2 separate regions of the Homo sapiens genome follow, and region 2 is linked to region 1. Evidence: chromatin loops called from intact Hi-C (ENCODE). Cell type or tissue: CD14-positive monocyte. All regions are shown on one strand. Each heading gives the region's core, and the rest is flanking DNA. Links, peaks and the distances in the headings are about the cores only.

Region 1 (2,919 bases), core at 122-2,621:
ACTTTTGCAATCAGGGAAAGCTTCCGGGGAACCAGTGGAGATCTGCTGCAAAACAGGGAAGGAAAAAAATACCAGGAACATAGTAAGTAATCACACAGATCATGGTACACACAAGGTGGGTGGAATCTGCCAGTCCTCACCTTCAGGAAGTTCATATCTAGTGGGGGAGGCAGAAACATAAAGGGAGACTGGACTACGGTATAATGGTGAGCCCTTTGGTAGAGCTCGGCATAGGGTGTTATGAGTGCACAATGCTGGCATATCTAAGAGAAGGCCCACCCAAGGCCTCTGAGTGTAAGCAACAGCAATGCTGCCTTGAAAACTAAGCAGGACTTCACCAGTGGGGAGGAAAGGGCATTTCAGGTGCATATGGACAAGCATGAATAGATATACAGGCAGCCTACTGGGGAAGTGGTTGAGGGTGGGGTGGGGCTGGAACAATATTTAGTTGGCATGGCTGCAGCTCCGGATGCAAGATATAGGGCTAAAGGGTGTGACAAAGTAAAACTGCGGGGGGCTTTGTAAGTGAAACTGTGAGAAGTAGGGCACTGGCAGCAGGAACTGAGGGAAGGATGGACCTAGAAATACTGAAGAGGTCAAATCAGCTGTGCCCTCTGATTGAATGCGAAGGATGAAAGAATGGAAGGATCCAAGGTTTTAAGACAAGGCAGAAAAGCAACTGTGTTGAGGTAAACGCTATGACAGATGGTATCACAGGGTACCCACCACAAGCTGGTGAGGTAAGGGCCTCAGCAGGATTCTGGAAAGGTGTGCTGGGCAGAATGCCCTGAAGGATGGGGAGTCAGCCAGGTGAAGGAATGGGTGGGTGGAAGAGGCCACTAAAGCAAATGAACGGCATGAACAGAGACAGGAGGCTGAAGACCACATGCTGGAGGACTGCCAGCCATTCAGAATTACTGTCCCTTACCTTCTGGAAACATTTCACTGTGTGAGAGGCACAGTGGTTAACAATGCCTCTAGGATCAGATTATTCAGGTTCACATCTGGTTGGCCACTTACAAGCTGTGTGGCCTCAGGCAAATTAGTTGACTCCCCAGTGCCTAAGGTTTGTAACACTTGCCACCCAGGAATGAAAATAACACCTTCCTCTAGGATTGTTGTGCATTCTTAGAAGAGAGTTTTGCACACAGGTTAGCTAGTAGTAACAGCAATAATATTAGTGATTATGGTAGTAGAATTACTTGGGCTTTCTTACTAACAGGAACTCACCACCAGGTCTACCTTCCAAGTCCACTGCTCCTTCCCTAGCTCCCTTTTCTCACCCTGAAATCGCCTTTGCAAAAATTATATCAGTGAGAATATTATGGCAGTGGGGGAGATCTGATCTAGCCAACCCAACTCCCCATTCCTTGCCTTTAGCTTTCAAGCTGCCTTAATTATTCTTGGACTTAGGCCTAGGCCTAGCTAACTTTGGAAGACATTTAGATTATAGTTTAAATGAGAATGAGACCATCAGGCTAGGGGAAGGAGAGGAGCCTGAATTCTGCTAATAGGCTGGTCACAAGATATGCAACTTCCCCAATTACTACTGCAATAACATCACCAATGTAGACTGGCCTTTTGAGATATCTTTTCAGGCCTTTTGCATGTCTGACACTGCTGGCTCCACTTGGTCCTGCCAAACTGCTCCTGTGGCCCCACAGAGGAGTGACTCAGCTCAAGGGGACAGACAGCTTTGACTCCCTATGATTTCATCTCCACCCCAACCAATCAGCAGCAAGCACCTAGCCACTCTCACCCCTTCCCCCAAACTGCCTTTGAAAAATCCCTACCCTACACAGGGCGGGGTCGGTTGGGGGGTCAGGGGGCGGGGGAGGGACAACATTAGGAGAAATACCTAATGTAAATGATGGGTGCAGCAAACCAACATGGCACATGTATACCTAGGTAACAAACCTGCATGTTGTGCACATGTACCCTAGAACTTAAAGTATAATAATTAAAAAAAAAGAAAAATCCCTAAACATATGAGCCTTTATGAGATTGATTTGAGTAATAACTTTGTCTACCATGTGGCATGGCCAGCCTCGCATCAATTAAACTTTTTCTTTACTGCAATGCCATGGTCTTTATTTGTGCAGTGGGCAGGAAGAACCCCCAGGTGGTTACAACCCCATCTACTCCACAATCATAGAATAACCAAAAGATCATGCTTTATAACATGACATTTTAATTCTGAAAATGTGTTGGACACCTCAGGCTGCATCACAAATATCTCAACTTCCTGTTCTGTCACCCAATTCACTTCTTTTTACTTTTCCCAAATTTTACTATCTCCTTTCTCCATAATTACTCCTCAAATATTCTTCTGTAAACAAACTGAAACTGACAGAGATGGGGAAAAGGCATGCAAAGTAAATCAGTGTATCCAAGAAGAACTGGCTTATGAACTGGTGTTTGGGAGGGAATTACTATGGATAAGTAGCTTGTTAGAATGCTCATTCTTTTGCCTAAATCTCTAACTCTGCTACTCCAACTGCTTAATTTATCCTCAGGGGAAAGAGAAGCCGTATACTAGTTCTTCATTTGGATTAATCATTTTCTAGCTTGACTTCCTCAGTTGCAAAGACTGTCAGCTCTCTCACTTTTTCTTTTGCAGAACATATCCTTTTCTTTAACTTTTAGACATTTTCCTTCTTGCAGAGGTTGCTCAATTACATGTGTACGTGTATGTGTGTGTGTATATATATATATATATATATATGTAAACTAAGATGACATTAATTTGTTAATAAAAATTAAGAAAAATAATGCTTGAGGAGTTGTGATATTCTCTGACTGTTTTAACAATGGTAGTGAAAGGAGGCAAAAGTTAGGAGGAGCACCAACTTGCAAAACATGAGAAAGTTTCAACTAAACTCTGGTTTTTGCTGATGGTCTTATTAAAGTTGTACAGAT
Region 2 (2,919 bases), core at 167-2,666, 47 kb after region 1:
GTCTTATCAATGCCCAGAGAGGATTGGCTGATATGAAGAAACAAATTGGTAGATATGGTAGATATGAACAAGAGACTATTTTTTAAAACTTTTATAAAATCATGGTTATTTATGGGCATAAAATGAATCTTCCATTTTACCCAGACCTCAGTTAGGGGTTGTATTAGTTTACTAGGCTTCCCTAACAAAGTACCACAGACTGGGTAGTGAAACAACAGAAATGTGTTTCCTTACACTTCTACAGGCTAGAAATCTGAGATCAAGGTGACAGTAGGATTGGTTTCTTTCCAGGTCTTCCTCCTTGGTCTGTCCTCTCCTTGTGCCTTCACCTGGTCTTCCCTCTGTGCCTGTCTGCATCCCTAATCTCCTCTTCTTATAAAGACATCAGTCTTGTTAGACTAAGGCCCACCCATATGACCTTGTTTTAAACTATTTGCCTCTTTTAAAAACTTATCTCGAAATATAGTCACATTTTGAGATCCTGGGGGTTAGGACTTTACCATATGAATTTTGCAGGGACACAATCTAGCCCAGAGCAGTGATCAACCAAATTTACTGTCTTACATTATCTTTTGGTGGAGTAATTTGTTCCTGCTGCAACTGTCTCTCTTCCTCGCAAACCCAGAGAGAAGGGTTGACATAGGGGTTAGCTTCCTTGCAGACACCAGGTGTTATTTCCAGACCTTGCCATCATCAGCCAGTGCCATAGTGAAACCAAGATAAGATCAATTAATTCTGGGTCCATGTCTTTGTCAAAGTTACACAGAACCTTGGGGATTTAGAAGTTATCACAGAAAGTTATTTAAAGCTATCCAAGCTGTTATCTGTTCCTTTTTTAAGTGTTCATATTAACTCACAATTCTGTTAAAACGGGGGTTATATTCTTTGGCTTTTCCTGTTTCAGTCATTTAATTTTCATATGTAGTGGGGTGGTTACTTAAAATTATTGCTTAGAAATGCAGAAATATAGTTTTATTTTCTGTACCTGAACTCACCTTACCCATAAGACCTCTGATTCTGGTCAAGAATGAGGAAAAACTTTAAGTTGCCCGTTCAAGTTTTCTCAGTCATTTTCGGTTTAAATCTTCCTCTTTTCCAGGGTGAGTCAGTGTTTCTGCTTCCTTCCCTTCCCCAGGATGAGATCTAGACCCTGAATGGAGAGGCGAGGGGGAAGGCTCCTAGTCCTCCCTCTGTTGTCTTGTCCTTTCTATTCCCTGAGATGTCTCATGCCCAGGGTTGAATTTGCTATGTAGTTAATGAAGCTCAAACTTCAGAGCTTCTCCTTTGCAGGCCTTCCTCTGAGCTCTTAGAAAGGGCCTTAATGATGGATTCCTATGGTCATAGTTTTTGTCACGTTAATGAAAGTAAAACACTTCAACAGCAATTGATTGAGACACTGTTGCCTGCCACTTGACTTCCCCTCCACTAAAGCTGTCTGCCATATAAAGTGGCTTTGGAGTGGCCGTAAGAATATTGGTCATCTAAGGGGAAGGTGACAAACCTCAGTTTGTATTTAGTGTGATGTATTTATATGGTTTGGAGTCACTTCCACAAATGGTTAAGTTATATGCTGGACAACCTTTGGTAGTAATGGCTTCCAAAAATATTCTTGTCACTTGCTGTACCCACTTACAATGTGCAGGGCTGGAGTGCTATCATGATATACTGCCTAGAATGCCTGGCACCAGAAGTGTGTTGGGAGTGGAGGAGAAAAAGGCTTGGGAAAAGCCTATAGAAGTTTCCTCCAGTCATCAGAGGGGTGAAATAGTAAACAGAGGATTCAATTCTCACTGACAACTGGACATACAGAAGTTTCCTCAGGCCAGGAATATACTGAATAATGTAGCATATATACTTGTAAATGTCATGCATACATATATTTTTTCTGATGGAAATTATGCAAAATAGAACTTAGAATTTCTGTGTTTGTAGGACACAGGTACATCTGTGCATGAAGTCATGGGTTTTATGCTTTCCAATTATCAATAATAAAAAGTCAATCAAGCATACTTGAGGAAAATGTGAATTATCTACCTTTTTATCCTCTCTATAGAAAATATTACAAAACAATTATCCTATGAAGAGGTGATCAAAGAGTATGCAGTCCAAAATGTAGGAAAAATGTCTTACTAAGGTATAAACAAATAATTAATAAAAATGTTATCTAGATTTTGTGAGACTTGTAGTATTTGTAAGCTTTCTTATATTTTTTTCTCTATTAAAAAAAAATTCACTTTTGGCCAGGCACAGTGGCTCAGGCCTGTAATCTCAGCACTCTGGGAGGCTGAGGTGGGAGAAGTGCTTGAGGCCAGGAGTTCGAGGCCAGTCTGGCCAACATGGTGAAACCCTGTCTCTACCAAAAATACAAAAACTAGCCGGATATGGTGGCACATGCCTGTAATCTCAGTTACTCGGGTGGCTGAGGCAGGAGAATTGCTTGATCCTGGGATGCAAAGGTTGCAGTGAGCCGAGATGGTGCCACTGCACTCCAGCTTGGGCAACAGAGACTCCATCTCAAAATAAATAAATAAATATTCACTTTCATTCTTAGAATGATATTGATCATTTTGTATACTTTTTTCTTAAAGTGGCCTCCTAAAATTCTATATGCTTCAGGCCCTGTGGATCTTACCTGGCCTTCTCTATGCCTCTTGATCAGTGAACATTGAGTGCTGACACAAGGGGCCCTGGACCCCAGCCTGAGGCAGCTTATTCTGCATTCTCAGTGTCCAGACCCCAGAAATGTCCTGGCCAGTGTTCCCTGAGCAGGAGCATTTCAGAACACCTCTGTCCATTTCTGAATTTCAGAAGCACTGGATGCCTCAGTGACATTCAGGATGCCCCACTGGCATCACGGGCATGTGAAGTGTGGGGAGCAGAGGGCACGCGACTCCAAGGCCCCTTTCAGAACAAACACCC

What was found. Hi-C counts contacts between places; a loop is a spot of excess contacts. Peaks named below come from ENCODE experiments on the same cell type or tissue, not always from the same donor. Only the 100,000 strongest peaks of a DNase experiment are listed, where the experiment ranks them.
Region 2: it touches region 1 in a loop (1.8-fold over the local background); 6 of 110 quality-filtered maps call a loop at or near these places.

The regions. Positions count from the first base shown.
Region 1 is chr4:89,283,390-89,286,308 of GRCh38, forward strand. The region is part of intron 1 of GPRIN3 (GPRIN family member 3); the gene reads right to left. Among named protein-coding and RNA genes, the nearest start is that of GPRIN3, 23 kb to the right of the region's middle. In CD14-positive monocyte, for the core only: no CTCF peak of the experiment used is centred there; a DNase peak (open chromatin) is centred at 1,622; H3K4me3 peaks cover 816 bases; H3K27ac peaks cover 2,275 bases.
Region 2 is chr4:89,330,701-89,333,619 of GRCh38, forward strand. No RefSeq gene overlaps it. Among named protein-coding and RNA genes, the nearest start is that of GPRIN3, 24 kb to the left of the region's middle. In CD14-positive monocyte, for the core only: no CTCF peak of the experiment used is centred there; DNase peaks (open chromatin) are centred at 1,131 and 1,431; H3K4me3 peaks cover 1,691 bases; H3K27ac peaks cover 1,860 bases.